Linked DNA regions of Homo sapiens: region 2 is linked to region 1. The links are chromatin loops, found by intact Hi-C in ENCODE. Cell type or tissue: heart right ventricle. All regions are shown on one strand. Each heading gives the region's core, and the rest is flanking DNA. Links, peaks and the distances in the headings are about the cores only. Region 1 overlaps MAPKAPK2 (MAPK activated protein kinase 2). Region 2 overlaps DYRK3 (dual specificity tyrosine phosphorylation regulated kinase 3).

Evidence for each region. Peaks named below come from ENCODE experiments on the same cell type or tissue, not always from the same donor. Only the 100,000 strongest peaks of a DNase experiment are listed, where the experiment ranks them.
Region 2: a loop joins it to region 1, with 6 times the contacts of the local background. A loop is called at or near these places in 23 of 110 quality-filtered maps.

What each region holds. Positions count from the first base shown.
Region 1 is chr1:206,716,063-206,731,855 of GRCh38, reverse strand. MAPKAPK2 (MAPK activated protein kinase 2) reads right to left here. Exons shown (of 10, transcript NM_032960.4): 2 at 3,007-3,146; 3 at 2,757-2,821; 4 at 2,381-2,460; 5 at 1,758-1,884; 6 at 1,093-1,168; 7 at 594-718; 8 at 131-216; 9 at 1-17. Among named protein-coding and RNA genes, the nearest start is that of MAPKAPK2, 39 kb to the right of the region's middle. RefSeq lists an enhancer at 8,715-9,428. In heart right ventricle, for the core only: CTCF peaks have their summits at 5,390 (motif pointing left), 6,100 (motif pointing left) and 7,798; a DNase peak (open chromatin) is centred at 5,372; H3K4me3 peaks cover 725 bases; H3K27ac peaks cover 6,176 bases.
Region 2 is chr1:206,651,365-206,667,157 of GRCh38, reverse strand. DYRK3 (dual specificity tyrosine phosphorylation regulated kinase 3) reads right to left here. Exons shown (of 3, transcript NM_003582.4): 3 at 12,000-15,793. Among named protein-coding and RNA genes, the nearest start is that of DYRK3-AS1, 24 kb to the right of the region's middle. In heart right ventricle, for the core only: a CTCF peak has its summit at 8,515 (motif pointing left); DNase peaks (open chromatin) are centred at 7,667, 8,507, 8,818 and 11,417; H3K4me3 peaks cover 1,235 bases; H3K27ac peaks cover 8,000 bases.

The DNA of each region.
Region 1 (15,793 bases), core at 1,333-9,332:
GGGACCTTTGTTGATTGCTGAGAAGAGAGAAAAGGGGTCCGAGTGAAAGCCTGGGGTAGGGTCCTGGCTAAGACTCTGTCCTGTGGAATAGTCCCGTGAGACCCAAGGCTCCCCAGCCTGCCGAGCTTACCATGATCCAAGGGTGGTTCATAAACTCGGTGATGGTCATTCTCTGGGTGGGCTCTGTTTTCAGCAGATTCCGAATGAGCATCTTCACTGTGGGGTGGGACAGGGGGCAGTGACAGCTCAGGGGTCACTCTCCCTGGCCTGCTCCTTTCCCCAGTTTTCATGGGGAAACCAGGTTCAAAGAGGGGGTGCATGGAGGCAGGCTGCCGGAGCAACTGGCCCCAAGGACCATTACGGCTGTACCACTTGAGAGGCCCTGCACAGCCCCACAGCCTTGGCCCTGCCTCCAGCCCTCCACACAGGCAAAATGAAGCAGGACGCACCCCGCAGGCGTGGGCATAGGTGCTAACCCACAGTTACACCACGCACATGAGATGGAGGCCCATACATGTGTCTGCGTGTACACACATACACACACACACACACACACGGGCTCTTCCCCTTGTCCTGAAAGCCTGGGTTCTTACCTTCCTCTGATACTTCTGACCATTCTGGGTTGGGAAATTCATACTGGCCCATTCGGATGCGAGTCTTCATGCCCGGAGAGATGGCAAGGCCGTGGTTGGAGTAGAAGGGGGGATACCCACACAGCCTGCATCAACAGGAGGAAGGAAGTGGGAGACAGAACAGCTGTCACTTAGTGGCCCTGTACCAGGAACAGGATGAGAAACAGGCTCTTCTCCTTGTAAAGGTCACAGAGAAATCAGGGCTTATTGACACAGGCACAATATACAAAGTCAAGCCCGGGGCCCGGGAATCCAGCATAGCAAGTATCTAAGGCGCACACTTTCCAGCCCATGAGCTGGTTTACACCCGCCACTTAGCTATCGGAACTGAGAGAAGGGGCACGCAGGGGACTCCCCTGTACAAAGGGGAATGCTAACGTCTGCCTCTTCCTCTTGTCCTGGAGAAGTACAGGCCGCCCTGACTCCCTGCCCCACCCAGCCCCCTCCCCAGCACACTCACAGGATGTACATGATGACACCCAGGGACCACATGTCACAGGACTTGTCATACTTCTCTGGACCCAGCACTTCTGGAGCTGCAAATCAAAGGTCAACATGGGTGGGCCGGCCCTCAGAACCCTGTGATCCACTCAGTTTCTCTGTGAAAGATGCTCCCCATCCCAACCTTTCAGCCTATCATGAGGTGGCAGCAGTTGGGGCACAGAAGGAAGAGCCAAAGCCCAGCCCAGGGACTGGAACAGAACATCCTCCTCCATGAGGAACCTGGAACTAGGAGCTTAAGATTCTAAAAATCCTGAACTGCATGAGACTTTCAGGCCCATGCCGTTCATTTAATTTCACAGATGCTCTGAACATGCTTTGAAAGCTTCTTCCATGCCAATCAGCTGTGGCTCCAGAACAAGACCTGGGTCCAGACTCCATGGAGAATCTGATGGAAACCATGGCTCTTCTCAGAAAGATCCCAGCAGATCCTTTCCTACAATTTCTCAACTGTAGCTTCGCTCTGACAAGCCCTACTTCTCAGCAGGTCCCAGCAGAACCAGCACCAGAAGGGGCCATACAGACACAACTCTCCTAGGATTTGCGGCCCCCCAGATAGCCAAGAGGAGGGGCTGAGAAAAGTTCTGGGAAAAGCCTAGGTCCCTGGGCCCCCTGTGGACTTACCCACATAGTACGGTGTATAACAAGGAGTGGTCAAAGAGTTGTGGCTGGTGGTTTCCTTGGCAAAGCCAAAGTCAGTGAGTTTCAGGATGGCGTTGGGCCTTTTGGAGGTGTATAAGAGATTCTCAGGCTACAGAAAGAGAGACAGAAAAATAGCAACCCTGCTGGACCTGGGAGGGGCTATCAGAAACGAAAAGGATCCTGGTTCCTCCCTTCCTCTACTCATCCAGCAACCATTTGCCTATCCTGGGCACTGCCCACCACGAGGAGTGGCAGCTCTCTATGGGCAGGTGCCTGCCTCTGCAGGGTTTCCAGAGTGCCTGGAGATAACAGACTGACACACAGAACCCGCAGTAAACACCACAGGAACAGAGAAACCAAGAGTGTGACTGAGGGGTTCTGCCTGAGGAGAACCACAGGGCTGAGTGGGGCCAGAGAATGCTTCACTACTGGGTTTAGGGGTTTGCCCATGGGCAGAGAGGGCAAGGCCCTACAAGGCAGAGAATGGCATGCTCAGGAACCAGGCAGCAAGGACGCAGGGTGGCCTGGCAACCATCTCTGGGGTGGCCACAGCCCCTTTGTTGCCCCCCACAGCACTCGGGCTCAGGGTTATGAACAGCTGGCACCTTGACATCCCGATGGGCAATGTTGATTGAATGCAGATACTGGATGGCCTCACCGATGCTCTTCATGATTTCGGATGCTTCTGTAGAGGGGAGGGAAGAGTGAGTGGGAAAGAAAGTCACAAAGACACATCATTAGGCTTGAAAACCCAGTGCACCGGGTCCCACCTCTGTGCAGCCTGAGGCTCCCCACAGCCACCACCCACCCCAGAAACAAAGCCACCAGGAGCTTCCCTGGTCAGCTGAGGCACCCCTTGCAGCATGCTGGAGGGGGCAGCAGCCTCAGCACCCTTCCCCAAGAGCAGGCACTGCAAAGGCCCCCTTCAGACCCCCACTGCCCTGCCTGCCTGCACGTGCTCCCACAACAGACCCTTTCTACCTCTTTCTGTGAATGCCTGGTCTCCTCGATCCTGGATTCGGCTAAAGAGTTCTCCACCGTCCAAACTGAAATGAAGCCACAGTGAGATCCAGAGAACACAACAGCCCGCCGCCACTCTCCACTGCCCCCCAAAAAATCAAGTGTTTACATTCCAGGCTTCAGGCCCATCCCTGGGCTGTCCTCAGAGGGTAAGGTGCCTGAGTGAGGAGTGGGAACAGGCTGGGCCGGGACTAGAACAGTGGCTGCTTACCATTCCATGACAATCAGCAGGCACTTCCTCCCTGCGTACAGATTCTCGTACACATCCACGATCCGTACGATGTGCGGGCACTGGGAGGCCCGCCAGTGCAGCTCCACCTCCCTGCGGGCCTTGGGGCAGTCCTGAAGCATCTGCAGGCCAAACAGCTTTCTGAGTAACTGCGCTGTCACATGGGCCTGCTCTAAGCCCCTGGCCCACATGCCCTGACATCGCCACCGACATACCACAAACCCCCCACTCCTGCTGGCCCCCCCCACCAGCCCCCTTGGCACATTTCCTGAGGCCTCTGCAGTTCCTTATCTGCTCTATATGAAATCTCATGATGACTCTCTTGGGGCCTTGACAGCTACACTGAGATCAGCCCTCAGGCCATTCGGTCCAGCTTAGACCTGTCTCCAGCTTAGGCCATAAAGTCTACTGTGGAAGGCAGGCAGCACTCAGGTACTGGGAAGCAGGGGGTGAAGGGGCTTCGGGGAGAAAGGCAGACTGAGAAAAACCAATACAGTATTGGAAAGGGGGCTAGAGAGAAGAGAGACTCCAGAGTCCATAGGAAAAGGCCCCTCAGCAATTACTCAGACCCAGCACAACAAATCCAGAGCAATATTCTCTCTACCTCTGTAGTTGACTTCAACCTGGCAACAGATGGCCTTGGAAGTCAGCCGGATGCCAGTATGAATCCAGTTATTACTAGATTTCCAAGCTTGAGCAAGTTACTTAACTCGTCGAACCTCACTGATGCCCCTTCTTCTCCCTGGACCAATTGGCTAGGGGTATTAAAGGAGGCTGGCTTCTCACCAGCCTCAGGGGTTCAATCTTGACCTGTCTAAGCCAGTCTCATTAATTCCAGTCCCTTTGCTAGTGACTGGCTTGGGAACAAGCCTACAACTCAACTGGCCAAGAGCCTTGTAAGAAATCTGCTGCCGGGCACGGTGGCTCGTGCCTGTAATCCCAGCACTTTGGGAGGCCGAGGCAGGCAGATCACGAGGTCAGGAGATCAAGACCATCCTGGCTAACACGGTGAAACCCCGTCCCTACTAACAATACAAAAAAAATTAGCCAGGCATGGTGGCAGGCGACTGTAGCCCCAGCTACTCAGGAGGCTGAGGCAGGAGAATGGCGTGAACCCTGAGAGGTGGAGCTTGCAGCGAGCCGAGATCACGCCACTGCACTCCAGCCTGGGCAACAGAGCGAGACTCCATCTCAAAAAAAAAAGAAATCTGCTAAGAGGCTTCTTAAAGGGAGCACAAGAAATGTACATCATCTCTCCTGCATATGGCACCTGGGACCATGACAGTCACATTATTACCAGTAAGGGGGGCCTAAGAGGATAAACCAATGCACTGAGGAAGGCAACCAGGAGAAATGGCAATCACCTGGATCCTCGCTGCCATCACCAGGGATCCCTCAGTACTTCTTTTTGACAAGATAATAAACTCTTCTTACTGTTTAAGCTGCTTTTCATGAAATTGTCTATTGCTTGGAGCCAAAAGCATCCTGATCTACCCTTCCTTTGTAAAGTGGGGATGGATAATGGCTTCTGTTTCACAGATTTGTTGTGAGGATTAAATGAAATATTTCCACAAAGCACCTCACAGAGTATCTGACATGCACTCACTAATAGCTGTCATTTTTATCACCAATTGTCTAAGTGCAAGCGCAGGTGCCAAAATAATTAAGACAAGGACACTCACAGATTTAGCATCTTCATGGGAAGTCAAGATGAGCCCTACACAGTCCACACTCCAACTGCTTTGGACATTCAGAGGGCTGGGGTGTCCAAGAGACATGCTGGGAAGGAAATGGACAGGCAGAGGGAAGGCATGAAGGCAGAGGGAAACGTGGGAAGCAGGTGCTGACTGACCGAGATGGAGTGGAGCTGGGGTGATACAGCAGGGAGGCCTAAGAACCTGCTGGAAAGTGTCTGAAGCTTGCAAATAAGATCAGATGGCCATGATGGAGCCAGCTTGCAGAGGGAAGGGAAGGACAAATGAGCATTTCCAACAAGAATGCTGGCATACATTTATGCTATGGCCCATGATATGTTGGGTTTTTCCTAACTGTACATTTGCCATTTTACAGGATGGGGAAGCTGAGGCTCAGAGAAGTAGCATGCCCAAGGCTAAGTTTCTGAGAAAAGGCAGAGCCAAGGTTGGAATCCAGGCCTGGTAGACTCCAAAGACCAAGTCTTTCCACCACACCACCCAGCTTTTAGAGGAGGCTGGAAGCCAAGATTTCTCAGACTGACTTTGCAGAGGCAATTCCCCAAACAGGTGACTAGAAGGAATCAATGACTAGATAACTCGGTCTCTCCCATGGAGTAACAGGTGGCCGGAGCCAATAGTTGCAGGAGGCAAGGTTCCCAGGAGGTCACACTGCCACCTTGTGGCCATATGAGGACACCTCATGGGTCTTGAGTTCTGCCACTTTCAACTTCATTAGGGTTTGTTTGTTTCTGAGACAGGGTCTCGCTCTGTTGCCCAGGCTGGAGTGCAGTGGCACAATCTTGGCTCACTGTAACCTCCGCCTCCCGGGTTCAAACAATTCTCCCACTTCAGCCTCCTGAGTAGCTGGGATTACAGGTGTGAGCCACCACGTCTGGCTAATTTTTTGGTATTTTTAGTAGAGACCGGGTTTCGCCATGTTGGCCAGGCTGGTCTCGAACTCCTGGTCTCAAGTGATACCCCACCTTGGCCTCCCAATGTGCTGGGATTACAGGTGTGAGCCACCATGCCCAGCCTTCAACTTCATTCATTTGGATGTACCAGGAAAAAAGTTTACTTTCCCATGCTCTAAGGGGAGCAAGAGAAGGCACTGGCCAATTTCCTTTGTATATAATTCAATCCAGCAAGCATTTACTGAGCTCCTACTATGGGCCATGCATTGCACTGAATGTCAAAACCAAATAGAGCAGTCCTGATCTGGAAAAGCCTAGGCTAGTGGGGGGCAGAAGAAGATATGAGGGGAGACACAGAAAATCCTTAAAATCCAGTGAGATTACATGCTGTAAGAGTGCTAAATTCAAAGGGTTCAGGAGGAACAAGGTTTCCAGAGCAGCCAAGCAGAAAGAACCTCGATCGCCCCCTACAGGCACACAGGAACTGGAGCCCAGAGGAGAAGAATCAAAGTTGTCAGATTTACTCAGAAGCAATGCCTGGTTGTAGAGTTACAATCAGGGAAGACTTGGCCCAGTCTGAAATTTGTCAATTTCTTCTTGCACAGCCTCACAGAGAGGTCTACCTTTCAGAGCCTGTGCCACATGCATTTAGGAGCGATGATACCTGCCTAGCCTCCCCCTCATAGAAACATTATGAGCATCTAATGAAATAATACCTCTAAAAGTGCTTTATTATCAGAAAGGCATTCATCACTGTCAACCAGTACCATTAATGCCACAGTACAGGGGGGTTCCTCCGTCACCACTGAGTTGAGCTTGGAGCATGTGGATGTAACCAGCACAAGTTATCACCAAGATTGTAGGCTGGGTTTCTGTCTTCAGCCCAGTGACGACCACCAGGACATCTGCCAACCAGAGCTGTGCTAAGTGAGGATGCACCAAGATCCAAATCTAAATGCATGCTCCTTAGCACCCCCTGAATTCCAAGCGCTCACTGCAACTTCCGCACTTTCTGCCCTGAACACGTTAGGAGTGCGTGGCACAAGGCAAAGGAGAGTTTGTGCAAGAAGGGCTAGGTTCACATCACACTTCCAGACTTGCACAAACTCTCTACCCATTAGAGGAGACGGATGTAGCACAGTGAACCTAGGCTTTGCAATCGCATGCATTTTGAATCCCAGTTCTGCACTTCCTAGCTTGTGTCATGCAAGCCCACCTATCTTTCTGGAAAGGGTTTCCTCATCTGTAAAATTAGATTCAACTTCGTGAAATAATATCCTTGAAGGTGCTTCAGAAACTCTATATAGGGTAGTTTCCACTTTGAAAAAATTTACCATTTTGCATATTTATGCCTTATCTGCCCAACCTAACTGAGTTTCTAATGGGCAAGATCTAATTTGATTTCTGTTTACTCCCTCCCCTCTTCCTTCCCTCACCTAGTGGTTAGGAACTTCTGAGCTAACACCCCCTCATTCTGTTGCTTCTTCTCCCTACTAAACTCTCTCCCCCAGTGACTGAGGGTGAGCTGTCCTTTCCATCCTGAAATAAATTGGAAAAGGTAGTATTTTAAATTTCTTAGAGAAACTTAGCAAGAATTTCCCATGAAGACTGGTCATTGCACATCCTGCATTTGTATTCCAGAACTTAAATTAAATTTAACAAAAAAAAAAAAAAAAAGGACTGGTCATTGACATCCATCCAGGCACATGTTTATCAGAAATCCCTGACTGGATAAGAAAATCAACCCAAGCAATGAAAGCCCTTCAGATGGGCGAGGCAGGCTGGCTGACGTCCTGGGGGCACAGCCCTGAAGTGCCAAAGTGGCTCTGTGGACAAGTGTGGAGCGCAGAAGGCCTGGAGAGAGGAAACCAAGAATGTGCTAATCTGGAGTACAGGGCTAAGTAAAGAACAGCAGGGGAGGTGGCCTGCACTCCAAGCCAAAGAAGAGACAGGGAAGGAAAGCAGGACTCCTAGGGCACTGCCAGAGGCCACCAGCAGAGCGAGGCGGCAGGTCCACCCAGAAGCCAAGGCCCCTGCTCCTTGGGCATGGGCATGGCCATGGGCAGTGAAGGCCAACAGGCCCTGAACCATGCTCTGAGGACTGGAGACTAGAAGAAGGAAGGGTCTTCCCACTAAAAAGCCATAGATCATTAGTCAAAGAATGCCTGGAGGAATTGTGAAATATTTTAAGCCCAAACTAAGCCCCGGTCCAACATTGTGACTCACCTCAGCCCCACAGTTTGTGCCTGAAATTCTCTTACACGTAGAAAAGGTTAATGATTGCGTGTGCTCAGCTGCAACGCCACAGGCAAGGCCCCCTGCCAACTGTGGCAGGGGCAGGGGCCCAAGCCACAGAGCGCATTGCCTGGGAAGGAAGCTCTAGGACAGCGGCAGTGAGGGAGCTGCGGGAGCTGCCTAAATACAGTCCCATGCCTCTCTGTCTCTTCCAGCACCTGAGGGGAAGAAGGACAGGACCCCTCCCCCTATTCAAGGTATGCATGGTTCCCCTCATCTCCTCCTGCAAGTCTGCCATTGTGGAGCCACGTGGAAAGACTCAGGAGTGGTCAGCATTAGAAGCCTGGCTGAGCCAGAGGACAGGAAAGCAGCCGGCACCCAGGGCCTGATGTGCCACTCGTCAGCAAGGTGGACATGAAGACAAGACTGGGAAGGAGCAGGCCCCAGGCCCTCAGGAGGACCCCCTTCACAAGCGCCACTGCTCACTAGCTATGTGAACTGGGAAAAGTTTCCAACCCCTTTGTGCCTTGGTTCCCTTACCCATTAATAGGACAGTAATAGTCCCCACCTCATGGGCTTGCTATACAAGATGAGTTAATAGATGTGCATGATGTAAATAACTAAGAATAACGCTTGGCACGTAATAAGTACTGCATCCGTGTTTGCTATTATTATTCTGCTCCCCACTCCCCATGTGTTGGAGTCCCACTGGGGGGGGCAACTGGGATTCCATTACACCCATTTCAATGAAGGTGTTATTAATAGCTCTGGGCACTGGACAGACGGGGGACCCCAGGACACGGGGAGGAAAGCAGGCTGTGGCATCCCAGCCCTGTACACTCCCTCACTACACCACCTAAGCTGGGCGCATGTAATGAGAGAAGGAAGACATCCCTCCCCAAGACAGACTCTGATTCAGCGCCAAGAGCGATGCAAAAGGCTGATTCTGGCACCAAGTGTGTTGTGGGTGTGTGGTGCGGTATGTGTTGGCAAATAAGACCTCCTCTTCACTCCCAGGAGGCAGCTGGGGGTCGGGGGAAAGCCACGTGTGTCACACACTAACCCACCGTGCCTCCAGGCCAGGGCCACCCACTCTGGTTCCCGGACCACCGGCGCCTCTGCTGCACCACATGGAGGATGGCTGGCCCGGGTGCTCTGAGGGGTGTAAAGGAAAGAGGACTCGGGAGGGCAGCTGCTGCAGGTGAGCCTCAGCAACCTCTTAGCAAGGTGCTGGAGCAGGCTGCAGGCCGAGGGGGGCTGGCAGTGCTCTGTGCTAAATGGCTGCTAAGTACTGTTGGCCCTTGAACAACCCAGGTTTGAACTGCGTGGATCCATTTATACAGGGATTTTCTTCCACTTCTGCCAGCCCTGCAGCAGCAAGACCAACCCTTCCTCTTCCTCCTCCTCTTCCTCAGCCTACTCAAAGTGATTTTCTTAACGATGCTTATTTTCTTTAGCTTATTTTATTCAAGAATAAAGATATAATACACGCAACAGACAAAATATGTGTTAATCAACTATGTAATCAGTAAGGCTTCGGGTCAACAGTAGGCTATTATTTAATAGTAGTTCTAGGGGAATCAAAAGTTTTCTTTTGTTTCTTTGTTTTTTTTTGTTTTTGTTTTTGTTTTTGAGACAGAGTCTCGCCCTGTTGCCCAGGCTGGAGTGCAGTGGCACGATCTCCGCTCACTGCAAGCTCCGCTTCCCGGGTTCACGCCATTCTCCTGCCTCAGCTTCCCGAGTAGCTGGGACCATAGGTGCCCACCACCACGCCTGGCTAATTTTTTCTATTTTTAGTAGGGACGGGGTTTCACCGTGTTAGCCAGGATGGTCTCGATCTCCTGACCTCGTGATCCGCCCGCCTCGGCCTCCCAAAGTGCTGGGATTACAGGCATGAGCCACCGTGCCTGGCCTTTTTTTTTTTTTGAAATAGAGTTTCACTCTCATTACCCAGGCTGGAGTGCAATGGTGCGATCTCGGCTCACCGCAACCTCCACCTCCCGGGTTCAAGTGATTCTCCTGCCTCTGCCTCCCGAGTAGCTGGGATTACAGGCGTGTGCCACCATGCCCGGCTAATTTTGTATTTTTAGTAGAGACAGGGTTTCTCCATGTTGGTCACGCTGGTCTCAAACTCCTAATCTCAGGTGATCTGCCCAACTCAGATCAAAAGTTTTATGTGAATTGACTGCCCAACCTTTGCATTGTTCAAGGGTCCACTGTGCTTCAAATGGGTCATCTCACCCACTTCACCCCCACCCTGGGAGGAAACATCCTATTTTATAAATGAGAAAACTCACTGAGTCATTAGTTCACGACCTTTTGGCCAGTTGTCCCTGGCAGGGCTGGAGTTTGAACCCTGCTCTGGCTGCTCCTAAAGCCTCCTTTCCACCACCCCACAGTAAGGCAAAGAGTTCAAAATCTGCCCAAGACTGTCCACAACAGCAACAGCCAGAAATGGAGGCTGAAAATGCCTTAAAGTGCAAACCCTTTGATGTTAAAATTCTACTTTTAGAATTTCATCCTCAGGTATTAATCATAGACGTATCTTTAAGAAAATATACATCTCAAGAGTTATTTACCTTTACTAGAAATAGCTAACAAACTTATTAGTCTACTTTGCATTGCTATTAAGAAATACCTGAGACTGGGTAATCTGTAAAGAAAAGATATAACTGGCTTATAGTTCTGCAGCTGGTACAAGCTTGGCACTAGTATCTGCTTTTGGTGAGGCCTCAGGAAGCTTACAATCATGGTGGAAGGTGAAGGGGGAGCAGGGATGTCACATGGCAAGAGCAGGAGCAACAGGGGTGGGGTGCCACCCACTTTTAAACAACCAGATCTCCTAAGAACTCACTATCTTAAGAACAGCACCAAGCCATTCACGAGGGACCTACCCCCATGGCCCAAACACCTCCCACCAGGCCCCACCTCCCACACTGGGGATTACACTTCAACATGAGATTTGGGAGAAACAAACATCCAAACTATATCACAAACTTAAGGCCCAGAGATAAGTAACAGAGGTTGTTTTATGTAAAAGTGAGTTTAGCTACACAATCTACAGCCACTGAAATGGTGTTTCAGATGAATATTAAATGGGGAAATGTGGATTCCTGAGTGTCTACTAGATTCTCAGGTATCATCACTGTCATTGTCTAGAATACTATCCTATTTTTTCTTCTGCATCCCAAATCCCAATGTGTACTTTCTTTAAATTTCATTATCAAAACATGTCTGATGGTAACTGAAAGTTACAAACCCTTATGTACAGCATAAACTCAGTGCTCTATGGATATTTATTGGATCTGTATATAAAAAAAATAAAGGCATAGGGGCTGGCCATAGTGGCTCACATCTATAACCCCAGCACTTTGGGAGGCCAAGGGGGGCAGATTACTTGAAGTCAGAAGTTCATGACCAGCCTGGCCAACATGCTGAAAGCCTGTCTCTATCAAAAAATACAAAAAAATTAGCCAGGCATGGTGGCACGCACCTGTAAGCAATCCCAGCTACTTGGGAGGCTGAGGTGGGAAAATCACTTGAACCCAGGAAGCGGAGGTTGTAGTGAGCCTGCACTCCAGCCTGGGCAACAGAGTGAGACTCTGTCTCAAAAACAAAACAAAACAAAACAAAACAAAAACAATAAAGGCATTAAGACTCAATGAGTTGTTAATGGTAATGATCTCTGAAAGACAGAATCACAGATTTAATTTCCTTTATTATGTCTGTATTTTCTAGGTGATTTACAATTAGTATATGTTACTTTTTAAAGAGACAAGCTTAGCTCTCTAAATTTTAGTCAGAGGGCAGCCATCCACGTCTCAGGCCCTATGGCCATGGAGCATATCTCTGGGGCTTCCGGAAACTCTGCCAGGTGGAAGATCTGGAGCCAGAGAGGGACACAGGAGGAGACACATGAGCACTTGATCCCATCCTAACAGAATGGATCACTCAGTGAAACCCCGGAGTGCCTAGCATGTGCCACACACTGGTTTAGAGGATGCCAAGGGTATAATAGAGAACATGACAAATAAGCCCCGTGACCGCCACAGAACTTAACATTTTAGTGCAGGAGGTACACCAAAAACAAGCTCAAAGAAAATAGTTTTAATTATACACTGTGATTTGTGCTGCAAAGGAAAGAAATAAGATGCTGCCACAAAAGCAGCAATGGTTTAAGGGAGAATCCTTCTCATCTCTCAAAATTACAGACAGCTGCTTATAGGCTGGAGCAAGATGTCACACTTCTCAATTAGCCCAGCTTGGAAGCATAAGAGGTGGCAGATAGAGCAATCTTGGCTGAACTACTGACGTTCCTCTACATTGATTGGGGAAGAGAGTATGTCCTCCTTTCAGAGCCTCTGCAAAGCTCAATGAGGAGTGACGATGGTTCTCCCCTAGAACCATGATCTAAACATAAATCTAACAACAGGTTTTAAAAGCCTTAGAAGGTTGATGAGATAAAGATATCACACAGACCCTTCACGTGGGTGCACACATTCCCAAACATTTGGTTGGGAGGCAAAAGCAAGTCTCTATTTGTTATTAATGTTCATTAATATGATGGGGAAAAGTCCCTACCCAAAACAAAGCTAAAACTTACAACGGGGAATCCCAGTACCAAAAGCCTTAAAACAACCACGCGTCACTGCCCAGAAGATGGGGCCTGGCTCGACTGCGGGCCACTGTGCCTGTCGGCCCCCTCTCCAGAGCTGTCACAGGCAGTCACAAAAGCCTAGGGCTCAACAAAAAGTCAAGAGGCCTAAAAATCGCACTGTAGATGACAAATCTTTAAAATATTTCCAACACATGATGGATAAAAGGCTAACTTAACTCAGGCAAATCAATTGTTGAAGATCAACAACCTAATATAAAAATGGCCAAACGATAAGAACAGGCAGTTCAAAGCAAGAGAAACACAGATGGCTGAATGGAAGACACTCAGTGTAGCTCAAAGAGAAATGTTTATAAAAAAGATGATAATTTCACCAGACTGGCAAAAAAAAAATTTTAATGTTTGACCAAAATAAAACTCCCAGGTTTATGCAAAGATCTGGGGAGAAAAGGCACTCTCTTACACATTCAGTTGGTAGAGAAATAAACTAGTATTTTTGGGGAGGTATTTGGCCATGTCTATCAAAATTGTAAATGTTCAAACCTTGGACCCAGTAATTACCCAGCAAGAAACCATCCTACACATTATATTCATAAAGCATTTTAATGGCAAAAAAACTGGTAATAACCTAAATGCCTACCAATAAGAGGGTGGTCAGATAAATGAAATGACAGCAAATCCATACAATGGAAAACGTGCGGTGTCGTAGAAGAAAGAGGCAGCTCCCCATCCACGGCGACGGGGAGAGCAGGATGCTATTAAATGGGAAAGCAGATAAGGACCAAGATGATATAATACTTTGGCTTTATCTTTAACATCCTATTTTTTTTTTTTTTTTTTTTTTGAGATGGAGTCTTGCTCTGTCGCCCAGGCTGGAGCTGCAGTGGCATGATCTTGGCTCACTGCAAGCTCTGCCTCCCGGGTTCACGTCATTCTCCTGCCTCAGCCTCCCAAGTAGCTGGGACTACAGGCGCCCACCACCATGCCTGGCTAATTTTTTGTATTTTTTAGTAGAGACAGGGTTTCACCATGTTATTCAGGATGGGCTCGATCTCCTGACCTCGTGATCTGCCCGCCTCGGCCTCCCAAAGTGCTGGGATTACAGGCGTAAGCCACAGCGCCCGGGCAACATCCTAATTTTTTAAACAGAACTGCTTCCACCTTACTTAAGTAGCTTTTAAAGTATATTCATAAAGACAAGAAGCAAACACACCTAAAAGTTAATTAGTGGTTAATTATAAGTGGTAGTAATATGGATGACATTTTCTTCTTTTGCATATTTTTTAAATTTTCAAAAACAAAAAAGTACTGAACAGAATATATAGCATAATCCCATTTCTATAGTTTTGTTGTTATTGTTTTGTTTTTTAGGGAAGAGGGGAGAGGATATATGAAATTGTAGATGTTTAAGTTTTTTTCTGGAGGAATTTACCTCCCCTGCAAAAAAAAGGTAGCAGTGTTGACTACTGGGGAATAGGTACTAGAGAGAGGCGTGTATTTTTTTTTCTTTCTGTTTTATATCTCTATGTATTGTTTGAACCTTTACCATCTGAATGAAATTTTTTAAAAAAAATTAAGTAAAAGGGTTTGGGTTCTGAGGTGCAGTATGATTCAGGTCTTATATTTGAACCCCTGGCCTGAGACAGTGACAGAGATGTGCCCCAAATGTAGGCCAACCTTCCTGCTAGAGGCAGGAGAGCACAGATGAGAAATTTCACACTGGCCACAGGAGGAAGAGAGGCCTTGCATAACTCTAGGTCAGAGGCCACACTTGACCAGGCCTGGCATCTTCCCAGAGGATGTAACCCTAAGAATTGATAAGGAGCGAGCAGAGGCCCCAAAGCCCCAAACCACTGCTGCAAGCCACTTCTGACTTATATGGACATGAACACTGCACACAGCAGTGATGTCAACCACACAGGAGTCTTGGGTAGGAAACTGAAAGATGGGGACAGAGATATTTCTTCTGTTTCTTCCAGCAAATGGCACTGAAAGAGAAAGAGGAATTTTCATTTCAACCGCATCAATTATGTACCAGGTGCACTTTATATATAGCAAATATTGCTATATTTAAGCTTCCTAGCAGCCCTACAGAACAGGATCCATTGCTGACTCCATCGTACAGGTGCGGCAACCAAGGCCCAAGGAAGTATTAATAATTTGCCCAAGGCCACATGGCTAGTAGGTAATAAAGCCAGGACTCAGACCCAATTCAGATCTAACCTTTTATTCACAGCAAAGGAGGCTTTGACAAATAAACCCTGAGCTGGTAATATTAGTTTACCGCTGGCCTCTCTCGTCCCCTCCTAAGTGACTCGTCTTTGCTCTGTTCACAGGCCTGCCCTATTCGCATCAGGCCTGGGGCCAGAGCCCAGTAGAGAAGAGTCACAATAAACACTTACCAATTAAATGGGCAGACTGTACACCAGAACAAGATACAAGGCATCTTTCCCTAGGAGACCAGGCAGACAGTGGTAGGAAGGAAACACCCTAAATGTTCCAAGTTGGCTTTAAGCTAAAATCCAAGTGGCAAGAAGAGAAAGATCATGTTCTTAGTAGTATCTAGGTATCTAGTATCTACTTTAAAAAATCCACAGAGATGGACAAACTAGCAAGAGAAAGTAAGACGGAAGGAGGTCAGGAACACTGCGCCTCTGGCCTAAGCAGCCCCCATGCATACGACCCTGTGCGGCTGCCAAAGCAAATCTAAAATTTTACTTTGAAGCGACAAAAGCAATCTCACCTTCATCACCCCAGCTGAGCAGAATGAGACTCACAGCAACGTATACCTGAGTCCACAGATCTCACAGGGGGTGGAGGAGAGTTGACAGAGAATGTGGAGGAAGAGAAGGATCCTACAAATCAAGAGGGCGGCCCACACACACACATCCCCCACCCAGTACACAATTCCACACGCCTAAGACTGGAGACAACTGGGTGAGGAGAGAAGGAAAAAGAACCGGAAGATAGATGATTGTTATGGTGACACACAGCAGACTACATGGCCAGGGAGAAGACAGGAACCACTCTTTCCTACACAGTGAGAGAAATGGCCCAGACACAAGAGTGAGTTCAAGCCACCAACACAAACACAAGGTCACTGTGAGAGAGAAGTCGAGGTCATGCCTTCTGCTACGAGCAGGGCACCTGATAAATAAATTCTCACTCTACATTACCTCTCACACAGCTGAAGATACAAGGAAGGGAACTATTACCCTGAACTTACTTCTGGCCAGGAAGAAAAACCTAGTAAATTATGTTTAAAAAAAAAAAAAATACTTCAGCTAGCAAAAACAATAATAACAAGAACACCA
Region 2 (15,793 bases), core at 3,740-11,739, 67 kb after region 1:
GTTTAGTGGGTGAGAGAAGCAGCTTGTGCCAGTGATTATGCACTGGAGGCGGGGGTGGGCGGTGAGGGTGAGGGCACGGGAAGAGAGAAAGGGAACATATAATGTGCATAAGAAAACACAAATCCTGCCAGGCGCAGTGGCTCACACCTGTAATCACAGCACTTTGGGAGGCCGAGGTGGATGACCTGAGGTCAGGAGTTCAAGATCAGCCTGGTCAACATGGCGAAACCCCATCTCTACTAAAAAATACAAAAAAATAGCCGGGCACAGTTGCTCACACCTGTAATCCCAGCACTTTGGGAGGCTGAGGCAGGCAGATCACTTGAGGCCAGGAGTTCGAGACCAGCCTGGCCAACATAGTGAATCCCTGTATCTACTAAATATACAAGAGTTAGCTGGGTGTAGTGGCACACACCTGTAGTCCTAGCTACTGGGGAGGCTGAGGTAGAGAATTGCTTGAACCTGTGGCAGAGGTTGCAGTGAGCTGAGATTGCACCACTACACTCCAGCCTGGGCAACAGAGTGAGACTTTGTCCCAAAAAAAAAAAAAAAAAAAAATGAGCTGGGTGTAATGGCGCACACCTGTAATCCCAGCTACTTGGGAGGCTGAGGTGAGAGAATCGCTTGAACCCAGGAGGCGGAGGTTGCAGTGAGCCAAGATGGCACCACTGTACTCCAGCCTGGGTGACAGAGTGAGACTCCATGTCAAAAAAAAAAAAAAGAGAGAGAGAGAGAAAAGAGAAAAGAAAACACAAATCCATCCAATAAAACAGAAATTGAGGAGGCTCAATTTCAAAATACAAAGAAAGTATCATTTCCCTTTCACATTTTAACAGCATTAGAATCCTAACTTGAAAGGGCTAAGGTTAGAGTTCAGAAAATAGGGAGGATTCTCACTCTTAGGAACTGACAATAAGTGAGGCAATAGGAAAAGGAACTGGCATTTAGAAGAGAAAGTCATTTCTGGAGATGCGTCTGTGAGATTTTCTAGTAGATGGAAGGGAGACAGAACTAACATCATGGAGCTTCTACTACTCTAAGGTAAAGTACCTCATGTACATTGCCTCATTCAAACTGCACACCATAAGGTAAGAATTGTTATTCCTATTTTGTGGCTCAACAACAACAAATGAGCCACCTACTTAGTAAGGAATAGGGCCAGCATGTGAACCCAGATCTTTCTGACCCCAAAGTGCATGTCCTTGTCAATTCATTGTGACTATGAGCAGCCATAAAGTTTCTTTTTCCAGGGATGGCAAATCTATCTGTCCAGATTCATTTATCAAACAAATCTTTATTAAGTGCCCATTATACGTCAGGCCCAGAGCTAAGCTATGGGTCGGCTCTGGTTCTGATTTGGGGAGAGACATTCAGGACCCCTGGAGGCACCCCTCTTGCCAAAGAATTCAGCAACTATAGGAAACCGAGGAAGCCCCAGCCCCCTTCTCTGCTGTATTATCTGATTAATTCTCCTGGAGAAGGAGCCAGAACACAGTAGCCACTACTCTTGTGCCCAGTCTAGGGAGACCAGAAGGAGAGAATGCGTGCAGTTGAAAAGATAATTAGCAGTGGCTTAAGTCATAAAGAAGCTAATAGTTTCTTTATGGTTCTTTAATAGTGGCAGCCCAGTACAGCTTCTGTTGGAGATGATGAAAAAGTTCTAGAGACAGATGATGGTGATAGTTGCACAACATCGTTAATGTACTTAATGCCAATGAATTGTACATGTAAAAATCATTAAAATAGTAACTTTCGTGTTGTATTTTGCCACAATAAAAAAATTGAGGTACACCTAGCAAAACTCTTGAAAATAACTTTTAAACACACAGTGCAACATTGCTCCCAAAGAATTGACCTTTCAGACCATTCAGACAACTCACCTCATTTTTGTTTTTAAGCCAGCAGTACAAAAAGAAAAGAAAAGAAGCTATAGCAAAAGCTCCACTAACTGACCTGTGGAAAGAGAGTCACAAGCATGGGCGAAGTATCTCCCTTAGGGAGAACAAGAATTTGTTCTCTGTCTTGTGTCTCACCAACAAAATCCAGCATCTGATAGACAAAGAGTCACAGTGCATAAAAGAAATGTCCGGTAAGATACCTAAAAATAAATGTCAATAATAAGACTGTTAAGTGGCAACAACAACAAATAGGCTCACGACTCCTCCCTATGTCTTTCCAGCCTGAGTGCCGTAATCACCATGTCATCCCGTCCTCCTCTGGCCATCAGCCTAGGCAGCTGGAAAGGTGACTTCCTGACCAGAATGAAAGAATCCTAGCAGCCACGAGGAGCTGAGCCTTGTGGGGTATCTCAGGACCAGGCATGGGTGACAGTGATGCTGGCTTCTGACAGGGAAGATCACCCTAGCCAGCAATGGAACTAACTGGGTCGTGGGACCAGGAAGCATCCCTCTTTCCTTGTCTGTGATTAGTGGTTCACATTGGATCTCACAGCCTCCTTGGGAGGCAGACAGTGCCTCTAGCATCATCTCCAAATTACAGATATGGAAACAGCTAGGCTTAAATAAAGAAATTCAAACTCAGATTCAGGGCACAGCGCCAATGCTTCCTCCACTGTGCCATGTTGATCCATAAAGTTGAAAGCCTCTGGCTAGGGACCATAACTGCAAACAGGAGAAAAAGAAGGAAGCTAGAAAGAAAAGGAATCACCCTGGACTCACACCGCAGGCTCCCAGTCACCTTTCAGAGACTTGGGGGAGAAATTGCAAGACCAAGTGAGGGCCAAGTAAGCTGCCCCTGTGTAATCTTATCCCGATATTCACCACCAGGGGGGGTAGTTGCTCCACATCGGTGGTCTTTCTGCGGCGCTAAGGAGGTATTTGCTAAGGGTGAGAGACCCTCAGGGCTCTAAGGGGTCTTTTTCTCTCTCCCTTGCCCGAGTGCTGCCTGCATTTGCTTAGCACGCGTCACCCTGTTTTAGATAAGGAAGGCATTGCAGAGATCATCTGGTCCCAGGCAGCTGGCAGTTCCCCCTACTCTTAAGAGCTCCAAAAATAGACTCCAGCACCTCAGTTGGCTGCTATCACAAGGCTGCCGGTGTGGTCTGTTGGCTGCCCACAGCCCTGAAACAGGAGCCGGACTAGGGCGGGTGAGCCCCAGGCGACCCTGCATTCGCCCTTGCGGAGGAAGCAGCGGTTCCTCCTGCCCTAGAGACCCTGCACAGCTGCCCCAGCACCTGCTCCCACGGCACCTGCTCCCACCCTTCTGGCCTCCTCACTGGCCATGCCGGCTCCCCTCCGTGCCCAGTGCCTGAAACCCTTGGCTTGCAAGCCCAAAGGCTGCAGCCCCTTCGTCTGCCTCTTGAGCTCCTTATTCTAAGAAGCAGCCTTGGTAGAGGTGAGCCTGGGCTCACAGAACCCCATTTAGCATCTACTCCCGCCTTCTCTTGTCCCCATGCATCTGCTCGTACTTCATTCCACCTGGCATCCTTGGAGGAATGGCTAATTAAATGGAAAAGAGCTGGCCTATTTTTTGGTGTTTTTCAGCTTAGACCTGGGGGAATTGTCACAAAATGTGGAACGAGCCCTGGGGAAACTGACAAGCTCTGGGGTTGGCTGGTTCCTCTAGGATTGGCAGTTCCTGAGTCCCACAGACTGGCTGTTCCACTTAAGGTTTCATCTCATTCTCTCGGTCGTCAAATTTGGGAATGGGGTAAAAACTGGAGGAAGGGGAAATGTCCTCCTGGGTGTTCAACCCACATTGTCCTAGAAGAGGAAATAAGCTCATTTATTTGGCCCCGTTCTTTAGTTGCAAAATCAGGATGGTAACAGATTTCAAATAACAACTGTTCTCTGGAGAAAGATGGGGATGGGGAGGTGAGGAGGTGGGATGTGGGGTGGGGCCCCGAGAGGAGCAGAGGAACAGATCCCTGTCTCAGGTCCTATTGCTTGCATTTGAACAGTGCCATCTCCTCCTAGAAAATTGCCTTTCCAAAAAGAAGCTCATTGTGTCCCTCCCTTGCATTAGAACATCTTTGGTTCCTTATTTGTCTGCTTAACTGGTGAACTCCTTAACTGGAGCTATAATATCCCTTTAAACCATCCCACAGCTTTTCCACTAGACTCAATTACTGCCATCCTAGGCTCTGGCCACCCTTAATTTTTCACCATCCTTTCTCACCTTCTTGCTGTTTCCACACATTTCAAGTCCTCTGCCAGGAATTCCCTCCTCTGCCTAGCAAGTCCTACTCATTAATGGAGTTGCAGTGCAAATATTACCTCTCTGAAGCCTTTTTTTAACACCTCTAGGAATGAGTCACTCTCTCCACTGCATTTTCCCAGAACTTTACTCGTACCTCCATTACACCTCCTACCAAACACACTTTAATCATTTCTACATATCTCTGTTCTGTTAGAATGTGAGTTCATTGAGAAGAAGAGGTGCTCTGAAGAGGTGTAGCCCAAGTTCCCAGTGCCTTTTACTTATGAGGCCGGTGAATTTTTATTGATGGATTGCTTGATTAATTAGGACATCACTCTTGGAGTTGGAAGACAGCTGTCATTCAGAGAACCCAGCAGGAATGACATTTAGGTAAACTGATCCTTCCCAGGTGAGGTGGACATAATATGTGGAGTCACATGGCTACAGTCACATGGGGATCTTTAACCATGCCTATTATGTAAAATCTCAGGGATGGAAGATCTGAAACTTGACCTTGGGGTGGATCATGTTGCTGAATGACATTCTGCTACAGTGAAGGAAAGTACTCCCAGCGCTCTGCTCACCTGTCCTCCAATCCCCTCCTCCACCCCGTCTCACATTCCCACTTCTTCCATGAAGCCTTCCCTGAACACTTCTGCTTCTGTCTCCCAGCTGGACTACCAGGTTGCTGAAAATCCATTTCTGCGTTTTATCCTTGGTACACGGCAAAATGGCTGTGCATGGTTTGTGCTCAAAAAAATGTTTACTGCCGGGTGGGTGCAGTGGCTCACTAATCCCTGCACTTTGGGAGGCCAAGTTGGGAGGATTGCTTGAGGCTAGAAGTTCAAAATCAGCATGAGCAACATAGCAAGACCCCATATCTACCAAAACAAACAAAAAAATTAGCTGGGCATGGTGGTGCGTGCCTGTAGTCTAAAGTAGCTGGGACTACAGGTGCACACCACCATGCCCAGCTAATTTTTGTATTTTTAGTAGAGACGGGGTTTCACCATGTTGGCCAGGATGGTCTCGATCTCTTGACCTTGTGATCCACCCGCCTCAGCCTCCCAAAGTGCTGGGATTACAGGCATGAGCCACTGCGCCTGGCCGTAAAGAAAAAAAAAATTAAAGTTTCTTGATGCTGATGAAATTGCCTGCTTAGGAGCATAGAGATTTGCTATATATACTCTTCGCCCCTCTGGATCCACTCTCCACCCTTCTACACTGTGCTCTGTGTGCCACGAGGATGGCATTTTTTTTTTTTTTTTTTTTTTTTTAGTGATGGGGATCTCACTATGTTGCCCAGGCTGGTCTTGAACTCATGGGCTCAAGTGATCCTCCCACCTTGGCCTCCCAAAGTGCTGGGACCGCAGGTGTGAGCCACCGCACCTGGCCAAGGATGGCATTTTTTGACTATGCCAACCAGACGTGGCTTCCGATTAAGTTAGGCCAATGGGAGGCACAGGAGTAAGATAAGCTGGCACTAGGATGAGGCCAGCACATTTATTCCCGTGATTTCTCCCCACTCTCCAGAGGTTGCAGTGCCTGCCATCCTCTACCAAAAGCCACAGCTTCTGTCAGGCAGGCAGCTCTCTCCTACAACCTCATCCACCGCTATTGCTCGCTAAGATTCCAGCAACCACTCCCTTCCTTCTGCCCCATGTGGCTATCCTGGGTGTACTTCACTGTCCCTTAGTAGTTTCCCGAAACCCTGCCCACATTTTATAAATGGTGTCTTCTTTCGACTACCCAGTTATCCTACCTTGAGGGGGATTAGATACAGTACCCTCAGGAATGTCTCTGACCCCCACATCTAGCTCCATGTTGTCAGGGCTCCCCAGATGCCTGCTTGACATTGGTGCATTGATCCCAACCTGGCTCAGAATCACATTTGTTGATTATATTCCAGGAAGTCAGATGCTTCTGCATATAGCCCAGTTCCACCTTGATTTCTTAAATTTCCCAACCAGAGAAAATGGGCATTTGTCCCCAGTGTTAGGATTAATCTCCATGGAGTCTGGAGTTCCAGAATAGTCCTTGAAATTACAAATTATACTGGTTTCCCTCCCTATATGTCCACTGTTTTTCTAGACCAATTAGATATGTAAACTTGTAGTTGGTTTTTTACAGAGGAGGGACAATTTCTCTCTTGAAAAAATTCTATTGGCCGGGTATGGTGGCTTATGCCTGTAATCCCAGCACTTTGGGAGGCAAAGGCAGGCAGATCACTTGAGGTCAGGAGTTCGAGACCAGCCTGGCCCACATGGTGAAACCCCGTCTCTACTAAAAATACAAAAAATAAGCCAGGCGTGGTGGTGCATGCTTGAATCCCAGCTATTTGGGAGGCTGAGGCAGGAGAATCTTTGAACCCGGGAGGCAGAGGTCACAGTGAGCCAAGATCATACCATTGTACTCCAGCCTGGGCGACAAGAGCACAACTCCATCTCAAAAAAAAAAAAAACAAAAAAAAACTATTATCTAGTTGAGAGCTATTGAATGTGTCCTGCCTGCCCATGCCATGGCCATCGCTCTAGCTCGGGCTCCTGGAGTTCAGGCATCTTGGGGCCTACGACAACTCCTGTTCCCTCCACTCCCCATTCCACAGCACTGTATCATCCCACAGAGCAAGTTTTCTGTCCCTTCAGGATCCCTAGACGCCCCTATCCAGCCAACCCACTGCAATGAACAGGTGTTCTGGGGGTTGCACTGGTCCAACCACAATATATGTGGTACTTTCCTCAGCAACAGGATCTGAGCAAATGAGCCTCTTGACTCAAGGTCCCCCAACATCTCAGGGAACTCAGATCTGAACAGGGAGGTCTTCAGCTTGCTGAATCCTTTAACCTAGTTCTGGAACTTCAGTAAAAAGAAGTGAAACTTCTCCCAGGAGCCTCCCACTGTCTCCTGGCCTAAATTGCCTAGAGGGCCCTGGGAGTGGGATCTGAGACATGCTGCCTAAGGGGAAACTGAGGCCTAGAAAGGAGAAGCAGCCACAGGCCTGAGTCCCAGGAGAGAGGCGTGGGAGGAGGGAGAAGTGTCTGTGTTGCTGGAGATAGGCAGATGCTAGCATTCTGAGCTGGAAGGGGTGGAGGAGGGGGCAGGAATGCATGAAGGGGGTCAAAGCTATGGGAAAGAAAAAGATATGCAATGGTGTGTGTGTGTGTGTGTGTGTGTGTGTGTGTGTGTGTGTGCGCGCGCACGCACCGGGTGGGGTGTGACGGAAACAACGGCTTTGGCCAAATTAAGATTTAGTCCTGGAACTTCTGCCAAGCTTTTTCTCCCTTCCAGTCATCTGCCCTTACCAACGTTAGGCAGTCACAGTGTCCTTACGAACGTTATCACCCTTTCCCAGTGCCCACAGCTGGAGGCTGATAGCTGGAGGCGGACTGGCACTGGGGCAAAGTCCGCCTGTCCGGCTCCCTTCCTGGCCCACTCCCTCCCTGGCCCGAATTGCCCCTGCCCACTGGGCCTCCCTGTCCACCAGGCCCTGTAAAGAAGAGCTGGCACCCTCACCCCACAGCTCCTCATGCCAGGACAGATACCTGAGCTGGGAGATCACCCGACCTCTCTTTTTAACCCGCCTCGGCTCATGTGACGGGCTGGAGTCCAGGCAGACATATGCAGGTCAGGCATCCAGGCAGGCCACACAGCGCTATTTATTTCCTACTGGGTTCTCTTCACGCAGAGCTGGCAGGGTGGGACTTTCTCATTGTATTTAAGCCCCAGCTGGCGCCACAGAACTGCCCCAGCCTCAGCCTTTGCCCCTTTTCCAACCCAGTAGGTAAAAATAAACCCATTTGGCAGCTTTGGGGAGTGGGATGGGGACTGCTGAAAAGGCGCTGTAAACACGGCAGTGGGGGCGGGGTGGGGTTGGTCGCAGCAGGGAGGGGTCATAAACCCTGGCTCTGCTGTGAACTAAAGGGACGGGTGCTTGGTCTCTCCAGCTGGGCACTCTGCCTCCCACTTCTTCAGCTGGGAAGAGCCTGGGCACCATTCATTCGCAATCTCTGAGGCAGAAGGCACTGGAGATAGTGAGTGGTCACTGGTGCTGCGGGGTGGTGGCTAGGGTAGAAAGAAGGGAAACAAAGAGAAGTAAATGGTCATGGCTAGTGAGGGACGCTTCGTCCGAATGGGTCTTTTGAGGAACACTTGGCTAGGACACTAGTTCATGTCTACCATCATATGTATCTCACTGTACTTCAATTCTTAACATGTTTGACCTTCCATTAAATATGTGTGTTATGTTTGAATAGATCCAGCACAGCGCCTGGCCCACCGAGTACACTGGGCATTTACTGAGCGACTGAAGAGAAGGCAGAGAAAGGTGGAGGCGGGGCCTGGCGCCCCCTGGGGGGAGCCCCGTGAAAGTGCAGCCGCAGGGGTTGGGGAGGTAGGACATTTCCCACCCAGGAGGCTCCCGCAGCTGTTCCCTACCAGGTTTCTAACTTTACAACTTCGACTCTGTGGTCTGGGAAATCTCCGCCTTGTGTCTCCCTCCGGCCCCGGCCCAGCTTTCCCAGCGACAGCGGCGCCTCCCCTTCTGAATGTAGTAGAATTTAAGCCTGGGACTAAATAAAGAACAGAGGAAGTCCTCTCTTTGAAATGCAGCTGCCCCAGGCCAGGTTGGGCTAGGAAGGGGTAGCAGTAGAGTGTGTGACACAGCGGTTGGGAAACAGTTGTGACTGCAGGAAGACCCACCACGGAAGCGCCTGCCCCTCATTATTTTAGCAGCATTGAGGGGAAGCACCTGTGGTCCATTGCGCTTCTTGGTCCTCCAAAGAGCTCTGAAGCCTCCTCCCTCTCACTCATGCCACTTTGCCTGGACATCTCGCTGGCATTTTACAGCAACTAGTGACTTCAGTTCCAACGGGAAAAGGGATGAATGAAGAGTGTTTGCTGAGAGGGGAATGGAACCAGGACAATGTGGGACGCTGGCTCAAAAACTCGGGTGAAAGATCTCAGGGATGAGGTTTCTGAATTCATCTCGTGTATTCACCTCAGTCTCAAGTCTCTGGCTGGGATTGTTGGTGGGACAGAAGTAAGCAATGTTGTTTTAGCAACCAGAGAAAACAGCAACGCAGCCAGCTACTTGTTGAGGGAAATGAGGGAATCGGGGAAGAGAAGTGGGGAAGAGAAGTAGGGAAGCCTGGTCTGCTGGTTCCTCCTCCCCTGCAGATCTCAGGATGGCTAATCTGGGATAGAATCAGTTTGATGAGGGAGCAGAAAAAGCCAAACCCCTGATCTGAAATCATGGCAGAGAAACCTGAAGGGTAACCCCATTTCATCTTCAACGTCAGAAACGGAGGGTGGTGAGAGCCAAGTTGCTACTGGATAGCATGTCTTCCATGCCTTTCATTCCTACCATCTTTTCTCCTCCACCTTCAGCTCAGGACACAAGCCCCTTACTCTATACTATGCACAGACTCAGAGAACATTCTCTTCTGAAACTATCTCCCCTCCCCATCCCATTCACTTACAGAGTTACACAAATTTTAAACCAGAACAGAGTGCAGATAACTTGCTGGCAAGTTTTCTCTAAAGCCATGGCCTAGCTTTTGTTAGATTCTAAACATATGGTCAACAATGCTGCTGACGCTCCCTATCCTTGATAAATGCCATTAGGGTGCTTTTTTTGCACACAACAGTTGCTCAAGTCACTGGTGAAAGAATCAATGCACCAACAAAAGCCTATATAGACATGCTTGAGAACAGCAAAAGTGAGTGCAGCTTGGGTCAGGGCTCCACCCTGGGAATGATTAAGAATTCTCTGCAGTGGTTCAGATTGGGTGTCCTGGATCTGCTCCTCAATCAGGAGATCATCAACAGCCAGATTCAAAGGCAGGGCTGGGCAGCCTCTGCAAAACGAGGTCAAATCATGTCCAGGCTCACTCTACTGGAAGGTCAAGGTCAGTCCTTAGCATCTGCACAGACTAGCTGCAGTCACTTTATGTTTCTGCTTTTGGACTGACAAATTCCTTCCTAGAAAGTAAAAAGCAATGGGCAATGCACTAGTAGCCCTCATTGCCATTTTCACTGCCTTTTCTACGCGCTGATAGTTTTTGTCTTAAAAGGCATAAAGAGCCATGGGAGTATCCTGGTTTGTGGTGCCTTTGATCATGGGGTTTTTGTTGTTTTGTTTTGTTTTCGAGACAGAGTCTCCCACTGTTGCCCGGGCTGGAGTGCAACCTCGGCTCACTGCAACCTCCGCCTCCTGGGTTCAAGCGATTCTCCTGCCTCAGCCTCCCGTGTAGCTGGGATTACAGGTGTGTGCCACCACATCCAGCTAATCTTCTGTATTTTTTGTAGAGACAGGGTTTCACTGTGTTGGCCAGGCTGGTCTTGAACTCCTGACCTCAGGTGATCCACCCGCCTCGGCCTCCCAAAGTGCTGGGATTACAGGCTTGAGCCGCCGCACCCGGCCTGATCATGGGTAAATTTTAACAGCGATATTGCAAGCTGAATTTTCTTTTAAATTCTGCCTGCTCTATAATTCCGCTAGCAGCAATTAATGTCTCCAACCTGGAGTTGCTCCATGTGAGTATAGGAAGGTCCATGTCTAGCTTTAGGCTGGGGTCCCATAAGGCAGAAACCCTGTTCAAGAATCCAGGGAAAGCTGAGAACAGTGGCTCATGCCTATAATCCCAGCACTTTGGGAGGCTGAGATGGGCAGATGGCTTGAGGCCAGGAGTTCGAGACCAGCCTGGCCAACGTGGTGAAACCCCATCTTTACAAAAAAAAAAAAAAAAAAAAAATGCACAAGCACACAAAAAATTGGCCAGGCGTGGTGTTTCATGCTTGTAATCCCAACACTTTGGGAGGCCGAGGCGGGTGGATTACCCGTCAGGAGTTCAAAACCAGCCTGGCCAACATGGTGAAACCCCATCCCTATCAAAAATACAAAAAATTAGCTGGGTGTTATGGCGCATGCCTGTGGTCCCAGCTACTTGGGAGGCTGAGGCAGGAGAATCATTTAACCTGGGAGGCAGAGGCTGCAGTGAGCCGAGATCGTGCCACTGCACTCCAGCCTAGGCAACAGAGTGAAACTCCATCTTCAAAATAAAAATAAATACATAAAATTAGCTGGGCATGGTGATACATGCCTGTAGTCCCAGCTACTTGGGAGGCTGCAGTGGGAGGATCACCTGAGGCCAGGGAGGTTAAGGCTGGAGTGAACTGTATTCGTGCCACAACAATCTAGGGGACAACTCAAGGGTGGCGGAAGGCAGTCCCTGTTAGGTATCCAATTAGCTCCTGTTGCCAGGGCAATTGTGGCTCAGGGCCAGATCAGAAGCAGGCTGGAGCAGAGCCCACAACCCCTAAGAACATTGTTTTCCTCTTTCATTTACTCAATTCCCTCAGGCTTTAAAAGTTATCCCACAGACTGGGGTCTGGGCCTAAGAAAAACACCCAAACTTCCCAAATAAACTGTATTCCTTATTGCGTGTCAGGTTTCATCCTTAAGCTGAGCTTGGGCCCCAAGAGGGTAAATGGGAGAGCTGCTGATTCGGGTTTCTGGGAGATGGTTAGCCCTGAGCACTCTACATGTTTTCCCATTTTCCTTCACAGCAAGGCTGGAGCTCACAAACCAGACTGTGAACAGAAGCTCTGGGTACTAAAGGAAGAATACTGGTGGACTCTCTGTAAGGCTGTTTCTCAGGGCAGCCTTTTCCCTTCCCAAGATTTTCTTTCTGTATCATTGTCATCAAGCAAGAGAGGCTGTACCTGCAGCACAGCCCTAATTACCCAGCGACTGGTACTCACCTCCTTCAGAGTACAGCACACAAGTTCCTGCCTGCGACAGTTCTCAGCCTTGGTTTTGAAACAATCAGGATGCTAAAAAATTCTCAAAGCAATTCATTTTTATTTTTTAAAAAACACCCCAAAATAAAAAACCACTGACTCATCCATGCCAAACTGCACTTTCCAGAGGAAGCATGTCAGCAGACTCAAACGGACAATGGACAGAATCCCATGACACCAAAGTCATTCAAACCTGATGCTTCAGAGGCTGACATTCTGAGCTGAAATAGCCACAGGTCACCACTTGGCCTGATGTGGGACTCTCCTTTCTTTTTAGTCTATTCATGTGGTGGCAGAAGATGTGAGACTCTAGTCTCCAGTCAGGGAGGCTTCTCCTGTTATAGAAAAATATTAGAGTCTAGGCTTGACTTAGCGATGGGTGGGCTATATTAAGAATCATACCCTGCTTCTTCAAAGTCTAGACGATGCATTTGTAGTTCTGGCTTCTCTCAGGGGTTGTGGATCTCAGGGACCAGAGAGAGCTTTTAGTCCTTTTATGGATGGGTTCACTGTGACTCTAAAATCTTTTCTCATTGAAATTAGCCAGCATAATTTGACAGACACTCAGAAAAACACCCTAATCATATTAGGCTGAAGGCCAGGTCTGGAAGTAAATTCTTTAAAAGTTTGGGCTTCAGGAAGGATAGGTTGAAGGTGAAAATGGAGTATGTTAAAATGGGGATATTAAAAATATATTTAAAACTAGGAGGCTAATCCCTGGCAGAAGAGAACTCTTCTTTGATTTGCCAATCCCTGGCCTTTTCTTACTCCTTATTTGTACTGACTCCAGGTTTTCCATAGCATGAATGCCTGCCGCTGCTCTACGCATAGTAAGTTATAGCGTTCTACAGATTGGTCATCTAGACCGAAGACACGGAGGAAAACATGTTCTGGCAATTCTACCTGGCTCAAGGTGTAAGTATGTATTTTTAATTCTCAGAGGAGAAAAAGCATTACAGAGGCAGTCTAGAACAATCATTGTCACCTTTCCAACTTCCGTGTTGATGACATCAATAACAGATGGAAAAGAAATAATTAAAAATAAAGGAGAAAGAGTTTTCCATGATTCACCAAAGTAGTAGGAGTATTCTGTCAGGAAAGCTTAGAACCATTTATCAGCTGCTACCTAAAATTTAGCATTTAACTTTAATTATGCCTAGTTACGAATTAAGCAAAACAGAAAGTGTTTTAACATGACCAGCTGCTACAGATTGAAATAGTTTCACAGTAGAAATTTTTATTTTTTTATTGTTCTTTTTTGATTATGCAATAAGCCCCCTTCTTAACAGATTGTCACAAAAACTAAATTGTAATGACATTAGCCAGCTAACCTGTCTGCCCCAACTCCCTTAAACACCAAGGAATAAAGCATACTAATATGGTCATAAGTCAAACTTCCTCTGGGAAAGAAGATCCAGGCTAGACTCTTTCAGAGCCCCTGTGGGGCAGAAGCAGAATCCTTACATCATAGTTAGGTTTTGGTGGTATTCATTTTTTTTTCATTATTATCAAGGTAACTGTATCTAACACTGGACCAGAAGAAAATGTCCTTAATCCTTATCTCATTACCCTTTCCCAAAAAGAAGACATCAGAGATTGTGTGGGTCAACTTAAAAGAAGAGGCGAGCATGCTCCTGGTTCATGGAAGGAAATGAGCTTCCATCATCTGCACATGATCAGCGGGCATCAAAATCTGTTAATTCAGAACAATATGAAGACACACTCCCATTTGAAGCTTACTTTCTAATCTAAGGAGAAATCATGATAGCACATGATGAAAGAGTACATCAATAACTCTGAGGGTAGATGGTAGGATAGAATACTAGAAGATGAGCAGGTATTAGGTGGATTAGCCAATTTTCCATATTGAAAGAAAAAATGAGGCTGGGCACGGTCGCTCACACCTATAATCCCAGCACTTTGAGAGGGTAAGGCACATGGATCACTTGAGCCCAGGAGTTCAAGACCAGCCCGAGCAACATGGTGAAACCCCCTCTCTACAGATATACAAAAAATTAGCCAGGCATGGTAGCACGTGACTGTAGTCCCAGTTACTCTGGAGGTTGAGATGGGAGAATCACCTGAGCCTGGGAGGTTGAGGCTGCAGACAACACTGCGCCACTTCACTCCAGCCTGGACGACAGAGCGAGACTCTGTCTCAAAAAGAAAAAATAAAGAAAAAGAAAAAATGACTTGGGGAATGAAATAAAAATTCTAACCCAACTCTCACCGTGTCAGAAACAACTTGGAAATTAAAATTTGTCAATTTAGAACTCAGTAAGTCACCTAACCTAACCAGTTTGACTGAAATGACTAGAAGAAAAATGGCTAAAGAACAATCCAGTAACTGAGGAAGAGACAGTCTGAATTTCTGTACTAACTCTGATCCAATTCAGTCACTCATTGCTATGGCTGGGCAGGGATCCAAGTGAAACTTTTAACAGTGGCCAATAAGGTGGCATAGAGTTACTGCCTCTAAAAACCACAACTTGTCCCTAAGCTTGAAACCCAACCATAAACTTCCTCAAATCCATGTGGACGAGCACCATGTTTTTAAGCAGCCCACTCTCCTCAAACTTGAATTGGCCTGCAGAAGACAGGTATGCCAACTTCAATGACTCTGCTCTGCATCACTCTCTCGGTTGCCAAATTGAGGCAGAAACATCCATTTGCCTTCCTGTAGCTTTCTAAAATCTGTCTACAGTGTAATGAGTTGTCTATACACTTTCCCTTAGCCCAGTTTCAGTAACCTTGTAGTCCATTCGATACACAGAAATAGAGCACGCACCAACCTCAGCCACAGGCCCCTTTCTCTCCCAAGTTCAGGCACAGTACTGGCTAGAACTCTCACTAAAAACACAAACACCAAAACACAGTGTACATCAGATGCATATGGGGTAGTAATGCTTTTAACAGTTTGCTTACAGGAGCAGTTCTTCAACACTGATAACAACTGGCAAAACAACCTCAACATATGCTCTGCCTAGATAATGCAGGAGATCCTTAAATTTCTCCAAGTTAGAAAATTCAGGACAACAGCAATATGGTGTTAGAGACTTCAGATCTGTGTCAATCAGATATAGCCTTGCTGCCACCTAAAGATGTGCTCGCCACCCCACACATGGCTTTAGCAGCAGTTCCAAAGGCCAATGCATTCACTCTTGGAAGACAGTGTCAGCTGTCTTGACACTGCTGCTGGCTACATTTAACCAACTCTATGATGTGGTACCAGAGCCCAAGAAATACATCAAGCCAGATCATTCTGTCCAAACATCCCAAGGAAACATGTGCCTTGGACAGCACCTGAGTGGGAACAGGCTGCTAATGTTGATATAAAATGCAAAATAGTAAAAGTAGCATTTTCTCTAATTTACTATTCAGTGAGAAACCCATGCAGAAATCCAATGCAGCAAATTGTAGAGGTTCAATGCTCCCTGATCTGCAGTTAAGCCAGGTGTGCCACCTCCTTCATCTGACTTGGATCCTGCTCTGGACTTCAAGGAAACATCTACCTGGCTAGCAGTTCAAGGACTCGATATAAAAATAACTCATGCTTTGTTTCAACTGGAGGGTCATGACACTGTTGGGCCTACAGGAAAACCATTCATAAGTCAATGTAAGCTCATATCTACTGAAAGAGTAGATTTGAGTTTTTTGAGTAGATATGAGCTTTTACACCCTAAGTTACAATGAAAAGATTCACTGAAGAAGGATTCAATCATGCTGTACTACTTCCTGGAGTTGGCAGAGAAATCATCCATTTCTTGGTAGTTGAAAGAAGGCTGATCCAAGAACACAGTGAAGAGATGTTCCCATTTCTCAAGGTGTTTCATCT